Regions from separate parts of the Mus musculus genome. Here region 2 is linked to region 1. Evidence: chromatin loops called from intact Hi-C (ENCODE). Cell type or tissue: heart. All regions are shown on one strand.

Region 1 (8,000 bases):
AAGCCCTTTGGAGCTCACAACTTGCCTTCCTGTAGCCCGTGTGACAGACTTGAAACAATATTCTTCAGTATTTCTTCTGTGGTGGTGTTTATACCTCTATTGGGGACCTCTGGAATGGAGACATTTGATCTGCCTTGTAGGGAAAGTTTATAACCTGCTCTACTGATTTTTTTTTTTCAGGGGCTAAGAGCTAAGGATTTTCTTTGTCCCCCTGAGGAGACTTTGCACTCGGACTTTTCAGTGTTGGAGCCGTCAGGACTCTGGGTACGTTTAGAGATGGACTGGCTTGGAGAGGAACTTTCAAGGGAGGCAGATGCTAAGGAGGTGCCATTGAGTATCTCCCTGTTTACCATGTGCTGTTAATTACCACAGGTGGTGCTTGGAGACCATAGGCCTTTAAATCATACCTAGTAGAAGGAGCCAAGTGCCTCTGAAGAGAGTCTAGGGACCCTGGCTGCTTCTTCTGTTGTATGCTTCCACCATGGTGTGTTATGGGATGTGACCAAATGCCCAGAGCAAGAACACTACAGAACCATTCATGGAAGCCTCTGGAAACACCACCCGGAATAAGCCCCTCCTCCTTCCTGCAAGTTGGTTTATCTCGGGTATTTGTAACAGAGACCACAGATAAAGAGAAGAGCTATGAGCGACAGCTGGCAATTTTATCAATAAAGGATGGAATCGTTGGGGAAAATCCAACTGTGAGTTAGAGTAGCCTCATGCTACCTGGAAAGGCAAGATGACCAAGGAGCAGCAGATCCATCCTATTGGCTTATACAGAAATTCATTCTGCACCGGATGCCGTGAGCATCGGATTCAGCAGGGTGCGCACAGGGAATTCCTCATCTAGAACAAGGAGGCCATTTAGTGAGTTGGAATTAGTGGAAGGTGTTAGTCTCTTGGAAGCCAATGCCTGGATACCCTCGGGGAGATTTCCAAACCCTTATTCCCTTAGGATCAAAGTTAAGAAAACCTGTTTGGATGAAGATAAGGTTCTTAGTGAAGACCAAGAGATACAAGGGACGATTGGAGGGCTACCCAAATAAGTTCTTTAAGAGGACAGAACTGGGGTCTCAAAATTGGCCCCACCACCACGGGCATCTGCTGAGGCAGGTGGCTCGGGAGCCCCCAGTGTTTAGGTTCCCCTTGAGGGCGCTCTGGTGTCTATAGATGTGCTTAAGAACAAGAGTTGTCTTCAACACGTAGAACTCTGGCCCATTCACTTGCAGGAACTCCGGAGTGAGCGTTGCCCGGTGGAGGAGTGAACTTGGTGCACTGCTCCGACCCAGCTGAGCTTGGAGGGAAGCCCAGCCTCAAGCTAGCGGCATTGCTCTTGACCAAGTGCAACCGCTTCAGCCTGTGACTCTGGTATGGGCATCTCTGAGCCGTGCTCCTTGATGAGAGCGTGGGTGCCACGCTGCAGCAATGAAGGTAACTGACTGACGGGCCCTTCTGAGGCTCGGCCCCAACAGCAAGGCTGGAAAGACTGTGTCTAGGAAACATCTGGGCGTTGTCAGGATATGCAGCGGCACTTACAAAAGAGAACAGAACAAAAGAGCGCATACACTTTTAGGTATTTCTACCAATCTTTTTATTTTTTTAGTTATTTGCTGTTTTTTAATAGAAGAGGAAATTTTAGCAGGACTAAGCTTCATGCAATATTTTCTTCCTTAGTTATTTAAACTTTTTTTTTTTTTAACTTACAGAAATCCTTCCAATTACAGATCAAAGCACACGAAAAGAAACACTTCTAGAATCAAAACCAGGGTTAAGGGTAGGTAGAGGACGAAGGACTCTGTGGTTTGTTCAGCCTAGAGGAATGAAGGAAATGATATTTCAAAGTGAAGACTGAAGGGCAGAGCTCATCACCGTGGGACATAAATATGATATATTGTACAGTGAGGAGGAGGAGGATGCTGAGGTCAGGATAGAGCCACGTTGTGCCTCAACCATATACATCTCCAGTCAGGAAATCCTGCTTCGTGACAGCAGGAAATTCAAGAGCACTGGGAGGTTCCAACCTCAGTCCCAACTTCTCTGTGGTGCGAAGGGGGGTTGGGGGGTGGTGGCTATCACGCTGGGCAAAGGAAGCTCTGTGTATTCCAGGGAGAAGAAGGGAGGAAATTAGTTACCCAAAACAACTAGGTTCAGAGGCTCTGCTGCAGGGAGAAAAGCCCCCACATCCCACGAGATTTCAGGAAGCCGGTCCAGCCCTACTTAGCAGCATGAATAGGCAGAGGAAAGAATGTGAAGGCAGATAAAGAGGGCTGCCACAGCCCCAGCTGGGCCTGTTTAAATAAGTCTGGCATCGAATGGAAGATGAACAGGGAGGACTGGGGAAAGGCATGTGGCTCTTCACAATAGTGCCCCCCCCTCCGAACCTCCCCGCCCCGCAGCATTTTTTCTGAGTGGGCAGGGAGTAAGGAGTTGGTCCAGGGGTTAGATGACCCCACCCCACTAGGATGGTGGATCGGATGACCCGTTCACGATGAACCTGTAGCCTTCAACTTTGTGATAGTGACATTTCAAACAGTGAAAGTGAGAGTGGTTTCTGAAAGTGCTCTCAGGAAGATCCACTCTCTGCCCTCTCTGCCCGCTGACTTAAGGACTCCACATTCTGGAGGTGACACTGAACTTGACACTCATGACTATGCTGTCCACTTGTTGTTGGAATCAAGCAGACGCTTTTACGAGTTGATACATTTCTATAATGCCTCTGTGGCAAACAGAAGACTGGTGGAAACCATCTCCCATTCATAATTTACCAACTGCATGTTCTGAAGAAACCATTGTATTTAGAAGGCACACAATGACTGCGACATTTAACGTTATTCATCATGATGCGCGAACCCCAACAGATCGTTTACTGGAAAGTATTTTGAGAAATTTACAGATGGGAAATGGCAGGCACCACAAGTCTGCTGGGTCTCTGCCCATTCTTTTCAAAGGTAGGAAATGTCCCTTTTCTTTGTGATATTGGCTCACCACTCTGTGAACCGGAGTGAGTAGACTGGGTCAAAGGTGAAGGGAGCGGAGCGAGCAAAAGTGTGTGGGTGATTACTGCACACGGGCCTCCTTCCAGGCAAGGTGGTCAGGTTGATCTCAGCACAGTACTCTCCCTCTCTCTGCCAAGAGGATGCGGTTAATTGGATTGGCAGATGTGGGAGGAACTGACGCTAGCAGATCATTTAACCAAATGCTTTAGTGTTTAACTGGATTCTCTATCAAGTGGTGTGCATCTACGCGTGCAGTCATTCTCACAACAAGCTTATAAGGGTTAGCCCATTTTACAGAAGAGAAACCTCCCAGCAATTTTGCTTTAGGACACAGAGGTATTAAGACACATAGTAAGATTTATAGCAAATGCCTGACTTAGTTCCCCCCTTTAGATTTTAAAATATATTTACTTAAGGTTATTCATCCATGGGCATATATTCATTTAAAGATGGGATTGGCAGTCCGTAGGTAAGCTTCCCGTGGAATTCCTTGTGTTGGGGAGGGAACTGGAGAGAAGGTGCATTTATGTGGACTCTTCTCAAAGTGCCACGCCCAGCGTTTTCTCCCACCGCAGTGGCTCTTCTAAAGACCATACAGATTGAAAATCCTACTGCTCCTTCTATCTTTACCTGGTCCCTTCAGATGGTCCTGGGTAAAACTTTATTTCAGCTCTCACTGTGAATACTCAGGATTGTGAACCCTTCAAAGCAGAAAATCCCACCATCAGGAAAATTATATTTGATGTTTGCTCCTGTTTGGACCACCCTGTGGCTGCCACTGCCTCTGCTGATGTCATCATCATCATCATCATCATCATCCTCTTGTGACCTGTGTAGGACCTGTGCTTCTGGAGCCATTCCAGAGATGGGAGGTGGTGATGACGATGTCTTGGAAACCTCTGGTCAGAAGCTTGGCTTTATATAGAGTGTGGCCAGATGGCTTTGTCATCTGCCTTATCCACAAGTCTCCATTTGATAGGAATTCTGTGAAGTATAAGCCAAAAGGAAATTCAGATTAACTCTGCAGATAGTCAACAGAGAGAGAGACAGACAGACAGGCAGACAGACAGAGACAGAGAGACAGAGAGAGAGACAGAGACAGACAGACACACACATAGAGGGAGAGACAGAGATAGACACACAGACTGAGAGACAGAGAGAAACAGACAGACAGACAGACAGACACAGGGGTAGGGAATGCAAGGATGCTGTGAAGGTTAAGAGAATGGACGTACACCTGGCACTGAACGGTGTCTGGCAGCATTACATGTCGGCTGTTATTGTCACTGATGTTTTAATGTGTTGCTTTCTGAAGATTTGGCTGTAAATAATTAAAGGACATGTGATCTAAAAAGATGTCTTAAAGTCCCATTTACTGAGCCATTTTTCTTTGTCATTCTTTTCTCTTACGTCCTTATTCTCTCCGTCCTTACAAAGGTAGTTTCTTCAGTCAGCAAAGATACTCTCATGCAGAGGACAAATAACGTGTCCACGCTTGGGGCCACTGATTTTAAAATGTGACATTATAAACCGGTAATGTTCACTATCAAATACTCAGGGATACCAGAGAATGAGTAGCAAAAGCCAGCCATTTGTAGTGATGCAGTTTTGAGGGGCAAAAATCAGAATGCCTTGAAGAAGTGAAGGTAGTCAGCGGGGCCTGTGAAATATCACCACGCAGATGCATTGTACGAACAGAACTGATAGAACACTGAGGTATTTCTGAGAACCACACAGTCTTTCTTGGCTCTAGGTGAGGTTAACTTGGGTGTGGGAGAAGTAAGCTCCCAGCAATATGACCGAGCCAACGCCAACACCACCCTGAGTGAGTGGCTTCTGGGCACTTGTCTCCTGGATTTGAAGAATGAAATTCTCAGAGCACAGTGGGCGAGTTTTAGAAAGATGCACCTTATTGTAAGGATCTTCAAAGCAAAAAGTCAGAGCTCTGGTGCATAAGAGGGGTCTCCGGGAGTGGGTGCCACTCAAGTGCCACTGTCCTGGACTTAACAAGGCTTTACCTGATGAAGAAATGGAGCCATCATGAACTGTCCAGTTTCCACACTAGGTGGCCAGGTCTTCAGTATGGTTTCCAGGAGCGAGGTACCCATCTAAGGAAGAAAGACAAAGAAAAGCCAGACCTTCCTCCTGGCATCTCTGGCCTCCAGTAAGCATAAAGCTACCAACATGGGCCCAAGAGCTTTTCTGGATTTCAGTTAACAGAAAAACAAAAAACAAAAACAAAACAAAACTAAAACTATTTCCTTTGGGCTCTTTTACCCTAAAGCTGCCTAGCCAATTTTTATCTCCCCTTCTTATCAATAAGCAGAAGGGGCAGAAAGACCATTTACAAAGAAGTAATGGCAATGTCCTCTCAAATTAAAACTGACATTTGTTTTGTCCCCTCCTGTCCTACTGTAACGTCTCTTAATCCTTATGTTTCTACTTCTTGCTATTGATTTTAAGAAATGTTTGACTTGAAGATGTAAAAGTCACAGTGGCAAGGTTGGGTCAAAATGTTCATTTGTTAGAGATGTAAGTACTTTGCATATAACTTTAAATTCACACTGCGACCATTCTCTACCTCTTTGGTGGCATCTTTAAGGGGATTGATTTTGTGTGTGAGAGTGAAGGAAACAGAAATTTGCATGAGAGTTGTGTGGGAATGGACCAATGCCCTGTTTCACAATAGTGGTTTTTTTTAATTATTCAGGGTTGTTTGTACATGTGATGAGTTGTTGAATCTTTATAATTCTTCATCACCAAACTCATTGTTCAGCTGCCTAATCTCATTAATAGATTATTTCTACAGAGTGGCTTATTTGTATATGTGTGTGTGTCTCTGTGTGTGTGTGTGTCTGTGTGTATGTGTGTGTGTGCGTATGTACACCAAGCAAATGCTCTATCACTGAGTCACATCCCCAGCTATTCTCATTTGGTCTTAAGTGTGCATTACCTGACGCTACCAAGAGTATTTGTTCTTGCAAGTTTGGACAAGAGAATTTAGAGTCTTATCCCTCCAAGGCACAGACACTGGAAAATACTGTTTTGTTAATTCTTTTAGGTCCATATCCAGTCTCTCCTGGAAACTTGATTTTCACTTCCTTTTTTAATCAGCTGCTCTGTAAAAATATTCATGTTTCCCTTGCTTTTGCCACAGAGAGGGCCTGCACAGCTGTTCCTTCCCTGTTATCTTGCTCTGACGTGTTTTCCACAATGCAATGCTAGAAAAATTCTACACAATCTCTGTGAAAGGATTAGAGAATAAGCATGTGAAAAGTTGTAATTTTAAAAATCTTTTCTTCTCTTAAAATCTTTGTAACTAAAAATGGAGATGTTGGTTGGTTGGTTGATGTAGTTTTCAATCATAGAGAAAGGTTGAAGTTATAAACAAAAGATATGGAAGAGTCTATTTTGAGGAGAATGGTTTAAAAAAGAGAAAGTGAGGAGGGGAGGAAAGGCAAAGGAAGAGAAGGGAAGGGAAGAGAGAAGAAAGGAGGGGAGAGGAGGGGAGGGGAAGAGAGAGGAGGGGAGGGGAAAAGAGGGGAGGGGAGGGGAGGGGAGGAGGGGAGGGGAGAAAGAGCCCAGCGGCTTGTTCATCAGTGAGTCTATCTGAGAACAGTTGAAGCACACATGACAGCTGACATTGGATCGGACTAGCTGTAGTTTCTGTATTGTACTAGACTTGCAAGATTCTACCATTTTCCTACATATTTTGAGCATCACTACTCATCTACCCATCACTTAAATAACTTGGTCATTATGGCTAACCAACTTGAAAGAAGTCTTGAATTTTTCCCCATAGCCAATTAGCCAAGTTATTTTCATATATCCAAAGTATTTCTTGGGTATATGGATATAAAGTATTTCATGCCTCTTTTTTTAAAAAAAATTTACTTTGTTGACTAATTGACTTTGTACTGGCATTTCTTCTTACCCAAATAGTTAACTTACGAATGGGACTCTCTGGCTCATATAGTTTATATTATTGCTAAGTCAATGCTTATATGCTAAGAGTAAATGGAGCTGTTATGTAATATAGCCAGGCTGGTTTGTCATGGTTTCAAGAGAACTGAGATCTTTTCTTAAGACATGAAAACTCGAGTGTGTGGGATCAATAAACCATTCCAGAACTCATCAACAGCATACAAGAATCTCACTTCAATACAGTGCCTTTTATCAAGATGGCTATGTGCCTCTTCATCTGAAAAGCACTGGGCTAGAGTTAGACTTACTTATATTAGCTTGTGATTTCCGTACATACTTTTTAATCATATGAATAGAACACAGCCACTTCTAGTTGTTTTTGTTTTGTTTTTCTCTTTTGCTTCAAGCACCAGGCCCTTGTTAAATCTACCTTTATACTGACATACATAACCAATTTTTACATGATAAACTTTAACATGATAACAAAACCAACAGATGATAAACTTAGAAGTAAAAGGCTGGCAAGGGTTGATTGTACCAGGAGTAAGTGCAATGACTGTGCTAAATGATAGGAAAATACCCAAGCTCACAAGGAAAGCCACTGTTTCCTAGGAGCTCCAAATTCTGAAATCACAAGTGATTTAACAGTCATTTGGTGATAACAGATTGGAAGATCTCTTGCTTTGGACATATGGTGCTTCTTGTTTTGGTCTATTGAAGCATTGGTCAATTTGTATTGAAATGTTTGGCTATGTATCAGTTGCCCAAGCTAGAATATGACTCTCATAAGCAAAACTTCTACTTTTTTTTTCTTGTACCCTTAGCACTTACACCAATGTGGGCATAGAGAAACTGCTCAGTAAATTCTGCCCCAGCCAGCTCTGGCTGTGGTGACCACATACTATGCACTGGGTGACTTCAACAGCAGAACTGTATTTTCCCACATAGCTGGAGGCTTGATGGCTCAGTTTAAGAAACATGTCAGCCAGTCTAGTGTCTACTAGGGCTTGCTCCCTAGATGTGGGTAGATTCTTCTTGCTAATCCTGCAAAACAGATAAGAGTTAGTCGGAGGAGATAGA
Region 2 (8,000 bases), 510 kb after region 1:
TTAAGATCAGGTCTTAAGAAATGAGATAAAAGGTGATAGCAGAGGTGATGTTGACCTCTGGTCTCCATAAGAACACCAACAGGCAAATGCATCCTCCTGACACACACACACATGAATATGCATACACATGCAGATACACACTAATAATAATGATAAATGAAATAAGCAGAAAATATATTAAAAAATGAATTTAGGAGGGTGGCATCATGACGTGGTGACACCATTTGAGAAAGACCTTTTGCTTACACACTCTTGCCTTCTTAACTGGATATGCTAGTTCAACAGGAAGGCTCTCCACTCTCTGTTCTCCTATCCCCCATGGTCTGGGCTGCATTTGTCTCCAGTGTAATGAGCCTCACTTGGGGAACTTTAAGTTCCCCAAGCATCATTCAGGAGCCTGGAGGAGAGACCACACACAGACCTTCACTCCCAGACACTTTTCTTTTTCCTTTTTCATATTGAAGGGGGAAAAAAAAAAGCTCTGCCTTCTAATAAAGGAGAATAAAATCGACATTCATCACACATATCTAAATGTGGACTATGTGATACTTTCATGATGTTTTATTCTGTTGTTCCCATCTGAATCCTAAGAGGTGGTTTGATATCCCAAATCTCTAAATTCTAATATCTCAAATGGCCAATCCAAACCCATATTCAATTATATTCCCCTAGCTCCCATTGAACCAGGAGGAATTCTCTGGAGGGTGGTGTTATTTGAATAACTGTTTCTCAGAACTGTTTCACTGGAAATGCTGACCAGAGCCCCCTGAGAAGAGGCACATGTGTGGGACCACGTGGCTGCCTAGGGCTCCTGCCAGTATTCAGTAATTACATAGTATTGCATTTCTTTTAAAGCCAAGTTGTCCGTGCAGGAAAAAGATGGTTAAAAAAAAATTACATCAATAGAAACTGAGTGGAGTGGATATGACTTTTCAAAAGGAAACTCATACATTTTACCCCCTAGTAAACACAAGGGCAGTTTCTTCTATTCAAACCAAGCAGGGCATTAACCCCAACAAAGCTTATGGTTTCAAGTGGCAGAGACCACAGACCATTGCGTCCAGAAGCCAACTGTAAACAGAATGCTCCAATACAGTGTAAACTCCTCTAGCCCACTTCAACCCATCTACAGTTTGAGCATCAGCTTTGCCTGCTGGGTGTCATGTGCATGAACCCAGCTGAGGAGCTCATGACGCCGTGGTATGAAGTCTGCAGGCACTCACAACATACATGTGGCACTGATGAATCCTGCTAAGAGACCCTGGGAACAGGAGGTAACTGTTTATTAATGGGGCATCTTTAGCCATGCAACCCCTGTACTCTTTAATCACCTCCTCTGCAAGATGTGGGTGCTAGTGGCACCAGATGTTTCTTCCCTTACTAGAAGAGAACCAGTGATCTGCTGCACACTGTTCAACACTAAGTTTCAAGGCAGCCATGGCAGTGCCCCTTCTAGGGCACCGCTGTACTTAACACAGTGATCTCTCTGGTGCTCAGCTAGTGTGGGTTCATAGGGAAAACCCATCCGTCAGTCTGCACTGTTTGTATCTGGCCCTCCAGTCTGGCACAACCCCAAGTCTTTCTTCTTTCTTCTTTGCTTCTTGCTTCCTCCCTCCCCCACCTCCTCCTCCTCTCCCTCCTCCTCCTTCTCTTCCTCCTCCTCCTCCATCTCCTTCCTTCTCCCTCTTTTCCTCCTCCTCCTTCTCTTTTCTTCTCCCTCTTTTCCTCCTCCTCCTCCTTCTGCATACATACCCTCAGCATCCCCCACAGCAGCCTCCATTCACAAACTCCCATCTAGACTACAATGAGTCTCCTTGCTTTAGCCCATCCTCAGAAGAAATCACCCTCAGATGTCTAGCTTGGGCATGTCAAAGCTTGTCTAGACCTTCTTTGATTTATGAAGAATATGTTCCTACTAGGGAGGAAACGAGGACTGAAGTGGAGCCCTAAGGGTTCTTTGGAGAATCAGTTGTATTGGATGGTGTTTTGCTGGGGCAAACACATGAAGGAGTCCTTTCCTGAAGTGGACACTGGTGAAAGGCTAAGGCAGACTCGTGAGGGAACGTTTCACTGAAGCAGACACAAGAGACAGGACGTTCTGCTAAAGCAAATTCAAAAGGACACGTGATGAAGGAGTCTTTGCTAACAACACACATGTTGGTCCACCTTACACTGCATAGTTTGAGCTGCATTTGTCAGGACTCTGAGGACTCAAGCTGATTGGATGCTTGTACTGAGGCAAGACCTGTGCTGAGGCCAGGCACGTGGAGGGCATGTTTGGAAGGGATAAATAGAACTCCACCGAGTGAGACAGAGCTTGGCTTGCTGGTACAGCCAGCTGTGCAACACTTGTGAGTCTTGAGTCTTCCCTGATCTTTGCTTCCCTGAGAGGGGCACAGCTAAAAATCGTTCCTGATGTTCCTGTTAGTCCCTCCTGCTGACTCAAGCTGAGACAGGCCTGGCTGTCTCTGTTAGGTTGCTTCACCACTGTTACTAACCTGACACTACCTAACTGGATCTCTGGTATATCCATTGAAGGGTTTTGCGAATGGATCAAGCTGCCATTGCTGACCTGTAAACTGAACTGCCAATTTCCAGACAACACAGACGGGAGTTGCACCAAAGGACCTTTCTAAACAGGTCCACTTCCCCCCCACCCTATCCTTTCTTTTCCACTATGTCTGGTGGGTGGTGAGCTACAAAGGGGGGTTAAAGATTTAAGAACTATCATTAAAAATAGGATTTGAAAAAATTAGAGTTATAGGGGACTGAGGCAAACCAGAGGACTGAATCCCAGGTGAGCTTTCCAATTGGGGCGCATGAGCCACACTAGCAATTACTGTTGGATCATGGGCCTGCCACTTGAAGACACCAGTAACTCTAAACAGCTGGATCCCACAGCTGAAGAAACCGATCATGCCCCCGACCTGTGCCTCTCTCTTTCTGGGACAGCGAATCCAGAAGCCATGTTTTGCTTCCCAGTACCAAATGTTTGGTACTGCCCAGTACCCGGTCACTCAACATCCTTTGTCCCAGACAAGAATCACATGGGGTGGAACTTCTCATCATCTCCTGAAAGGATAGAAAATGCTTTCCTTTGTTTGGGGATTTCGTTGAAGGTTCTCCTCTGGGTTCCTCTACCCCCTACCCTGCTACCCTCCCCATGGTAACTTTTACCTTAAGCTATCCCTCTTAATGAAGCCCCTCTAGAGGTCCTGACGGCAAGCCTCTCTTTCCCATCAAGATTTCCTTATGTTGTCACTGATACTATATTATACTATTATATACTATTATACTATTCCTTTTTAATGCTTTCCCACCTTAAAGCCCAATCCTGCCTCCTCTCCCTCTCTCTCTCTCTCTCTCTCTCTCTCTCTCTCTCTCTCTCTCTCTCTTTCTCTCTCTCTCTCTCTCCAAAGCTCACTTACGAAGAGTAATTTTGTGTCAGCTTTCCCCAAACCAACCACAGTCACACTCATTCTATGACAATTACTTACTACCTCTCTTCTGTCAGAATATGAGCCTAATTTGGTTCGCATCCTGCCCCTGAGTCCTTAAAGGCCACTATCACCTATGGGGGAAAAATATCAAAATTCAAAAAGTTCGAAGTTTCTCTTGAATATTCAATTGTTTTCACCCCCTGTAAAGTGGAATAGTCATAAATCCAACCATGCTAAGTTGGGGGGTGAGTGTGGAGGAGTTTGCACATGCCAGCCACTATGCCTTATGATGTGGCATCTGGCCTAGCCAATGTTGAGTCCTGATGAGAAAGCAAAACCAGACCCTACTTACAGCAAAACCATTTCTATCCATCATATTTGCTTGAATGTGTTTTTGGCCAGGTCTGTGAAACATTCAAGTATAGACAGTTTATAGATCTCTTATATTTCAACCATCATACTCCTGTTCAGTGCTAGAGTTGATTTCTGAATGCATGTGGGTGCTCCCCTTTGAGTGTGTATGTGTGCCCTCGTGTGTGCAAATGCATGTGTGTGCTGGGACATGTGCATGGATATGTGTGCATTGAGAGGCCAGAGGACAACATCAGGAATCGTCTTCAGTTGCCCATTCGCCTTCTCTGAAATGAGGCTCTCTCTGGTCTGGATCTCACACTTAGAGTGGCTAGCTAGGCAGCCCCAAGGAAACTCCTGTCTCTGCTTCCCCAGCCTTAGGATTGCAAGTTCTCCTCCACACCACCCATATGTGGTCAACACACTAAACCCAGTCCTCATGTGTCTGGGACAGGCAAGAGCTTGACCAGCTGAGCCATCCCCTGCCAGACAGACCTCAGGTCTGGTTTTTATAACATGTGGAAGAAAGCATTCTGGACCCGATTTCACAGATGTGACCTGTGGTCGGGTGACTTCCACCAGGTCATAATTGTAGTGCGTGTGGCACTGAGACAACAACTCAGATCACCTGTGCCAAATCGAACGTGGTCTTGGCAAAAGGGAAGTGATTTTTAAAGACCTTAAAAGGGTTGTGACAGTACAAACTTGCCATCTCAACATCTGTGAGGCTGAAGCAAGAAGACCCTGAGTGATGAAGCCAGGGTGGCTACATGGCAAGCCCTAGGGCGGCAGGAACTATATAGTCAGACTCTATCTCAAAAATAAATAAAGTAATTACTATACGTAACCGACAATGGCCGTGCACTCCAACTCAAGGGAGCTCCAGTCTTGGGGGGAGAGGATCTATAGAGTCTTCATTATGGGTGACGAATTGAATTCACCTTTGATTGAGCTCAATGGAGAAAGGCATGCCTCAGTGAGCACAACCCTGTGAGCAGCTGGGGGGAAGCCCTGACCAGTCTCACTTCCTTCCACCAACAGCTCTCTCCCCCACATTCTTCTCAGCATTGTCTCCACTTCCCTGTAACTCACTTATGAGTCAAGTGCAGGCAAGGCCAGCTGCAGACACGCTCTGTTGGCTCCCTGTGCGCCACAGCCTCTGTGCAGGTCTCCAGCACAACACGGCTCTCCTCCAAGGCCCAAAGGAGGCCAGGCTCTGCAGGCCAACAAGTCACAGGGGACCTCCAGAGCCACCTGTTATTGTGACCATATGCTGCCTAGTCACTTTGTTTTGATCAGAGTGTTCCAAAAAGGAAATAAAGCCTACCTTTTTTTTAAGGCCACTTGTCCAGCCCCTTTAAATATTCAGGATTCATTGTTGTTAGATTCACTGGAGACATGAATGAACAACACACTGCCTGCAGTCAGTGTGGTCTCCCGGGTAGGGAGGAAACGTCTGGGTTTGTTGGCAACTTTTCCTGTCAGCTAGGACAAGGTGTCAAATACAGAATTCACACTTAAGAGGAATGACACAATAAAGCTTAAAATATATATATTATTTACATTTTTAGGGGGTAAAATTATCCTAGGGTACATATGATCTATGGGCTGTGGATTGGCGATGCAGAGGCTTTCTATGTAGTGAAAATGAAATAAATATATATAATATGTACAACATCTTATATACTATATATTTATAAAATATTTTAAATAATATTTAAATATCAATAATATAATATATAAATGTATTTGTTTATCTTGGTATAAAATGTATTTATAATATGTAATTTTATATATTATTTAAAATATATAGTTTATAATATATAGTTATATGATATAATAGTTATAATATATAATATATGTTTACATCTAATCATATGTGCTAAAAATAGAGTAAAAGAAAAACAAAACAAATGAATTTATATGAGCAAGTGTACTACAGACATCTCAGTACATCCAGGAATGGTGGCGTCATATAATGAGCTGTATCCGTCCTCCACCCCAAAATGTGCTGGGATCGTAGTCCCTAGTGCCTGAGAAATTAATTTTATTTGAAAATAAGGATCTACAGAGGTGATGAACGTAAAGCCCTGCCGTGGAAGGGTGCCTATGCCCATAGTTAGTGTCCTTAAAAAGGAAGACCTCACATGAAGAGAAAAGCAGACCTCCTCATGGCAAGTAGCATCAGAGATGTCTGCAGCCTTGCTCAGCCTTGATGGGGAAGCTCGGGCCCTAGGGCAAGGAGACCATACACTTCTGTTGTTTCAAACCACCCTGTTAACCCCGTTAGTAGTATTTTATTTTAGTTAGTAGCAGTATGGTTTCCTGGGAACAGCTCCCCTCATTTAGATCTTCCCATCCAAGGCTTCTTCAGTTTGGGTTTAGCTGACTCCCTCCTCCTCCTCCTCCTCCTCCTCCTCCTCCTCCTCCTCTTCTTCCTCCTCCTCTTCCTCCCCCTCCTCCTCCTCTTCCTCCTCCTCCTCCTCCTCCTCCTCCTTCTCTTCCTCTTCCTCCCCCTCTTTCTCCTCCTCCTCCTCTTCTTCCTCCTCCTCCTTCTCTTCCTCTTCCTCCCCCTCTTTCTCCTCATCTTCCTCCTACTCTTCCTACTCTTCCTCCTCCTCTTCCTGCTCCTTCTCTTCTTCCTCCTCCTCCTCTTCCTCCTCTTCTTTCTCTTCCTCCTCCTCCTCTTCCTGCTCCTCCTCCTCCTCCTCTTCCTGCTCCTCCTCCTCCTCACCATCCAGGCCTGCACTGATGTTGTGGCTACCCAGAATCCCTTCCTCCATCACTCTACAGAATTACCTTGGTGATTTTTTTCTGCTCTAAAATGGATGTCTGCAGATTTGATGTCTCCCTCACAGTGAACGGAAGCGCCCGAGAGTAAAGTAAACACTTTGACCTAATCACAGTCATGGATGTCAGTAGGAATCAAATACTCATTTCTTGGTTAAGAACACAAACAAAAATGAATTAAATTGAAAATGAGAAATCTCATTCATATTTTTTTCAATGGATAAATATTCAGTAAATACTTTTTAAATAATTTTTTCATACAACATATTCTGATCATGGTTCCCCACCCTCATCTCCTCCCAGATCCTCAAACTTCATGTCTTCTTCCTCTATCTCTTTAGAAACACATCAGAATAAAACAAAGAGAAGAAAAAAAGAGCACAATAACCCATAAATACAAAATGGAAGCCATGGTAACAAGAAAAAAAATCCCAAACACCACATTATAAAACAAAAAATCTCCAATACCACCATTAGTTTGTTTTGTGCTGGTCATCTACTTGCTGACTCCCTCATGGTGCCTGCCTCTCTGTGTGGTTTGTGTACCCAGGAAGACTCCACTGGAGAAAACTAACCTATCATTGGAGAGAACTAATCTTCCTTTGTGAATGATTCGCAAATGGAGAAAGTCTCTGGGTTAGGGATAGTGTCGTGTGTCCATGCCCCCTTCTCAGTGTTGGGACACATCTGGCTTAAACCTGTGCAGTCCCTGTGCATGCTGCTACCGTCTCTGTGACTTCTTATGCGTATCAGTCCTCTTGTGTCTGGAAAGCAATGTTTCCTTGCTGTCTTCCACCCTCACTGGCTCCGCCTCCTCCTCCACCACCATCACCTCCTCTTCCTCCTCTTCCTCCACTTCTTCCTCCTCTTCCTCCTCTTCCTCCACTTCTTCCTCCTCTTCCTCTTCTTCCTCCACTTCTTCCTCCTCTTCCTCCTCTTCCTCCACTTCTTCCTCCTCTTCCTCCTTTCCTCCTCCTTCCTCCTTCTCTTCCTTCTTCTCCTTTTAAATGTATTCTTCTCTCATATATTACATCCCAACAGCAGTTTTCCCTCCCCACTCTGCTCCCCTCAGCCTCCCTTTCCCCCACTTTGCCTCCCCTCAGAAAAGAGCAGACCTCCCAGGGACATCAATCAAACATGACATAAGAAGCTACAAGAGACCAGGCACATACCATCATAGGTACCAACATACATCAAGGCTGGACAGGGCAACCCAGGAGGAGAAGGGTCTCAAAGGCAGGCAAAAGAGTCAGAGATGGTTTCCACTCCTACGGTTCTGATTTCCAAAAGAACAACAAGCTACTCAGCCATAACGTATATGCAAAGGACCAAGGTCAGACCCCTAACAGGCTCCCTGGTCTCTGCAAGTTCCCATGAGTCCCAGTCAGTTGATTCTGTGGGCCATGTTCTCCTGGTGTG

The links. Hi-C counts contacts between places; a loop is a spot of excess contacts. Peaks named below come from ENCODE experiments on the same cell type or tissue, not always from the same donor. Only the 100,000 strongest peaks of a DNase experiment are listed, where the experiment ranks them.
Region 2: a loop joins it to region 1, with 2.1 times the contacts of the local background. A loop is called at or near these places in 3 of 42 quality-filtered maps.

What each region holds. Positions count from the first base shown.
Region 1 is chr3:52,949,912-52,957,911 of GRCm38, reverse strand. It overlaps Gm30351 (a long non-coding RNA gene), which reads right to left. Exons shown (of 5, transcript XR_375652.4): 3 at 7,752-7,964; 4 at 5,015-5,104; 5 at 3,413-3,980. Gm30402 (a long non-coding RNA gene) reads left to right here and starts at 20. Exons shown (of 3, transcript XR_867282.1): 1 at 20-264; 2 at 373-1,573; 3 at 1,707-1,736. In heart, no CTCF peak of the experiment used is centred here; DNase peaks (open chromatin) are centred at 2,081, 3,071 and 3,861; H3K27ac peaks cover 3,372 bases.
Region 2 is chr3:52,440,985-52,448,984 of GRCm38, reverse strand. No RefSeq gene overlaps it. Among named protein-coding and RNA genes, the nearest start is that of Gm38537, 22 kb to the left of the region's middle. In heart, no CTCF peak of the experiment used is centred here; a DNase peak (open chromatin) is centred at 4,944.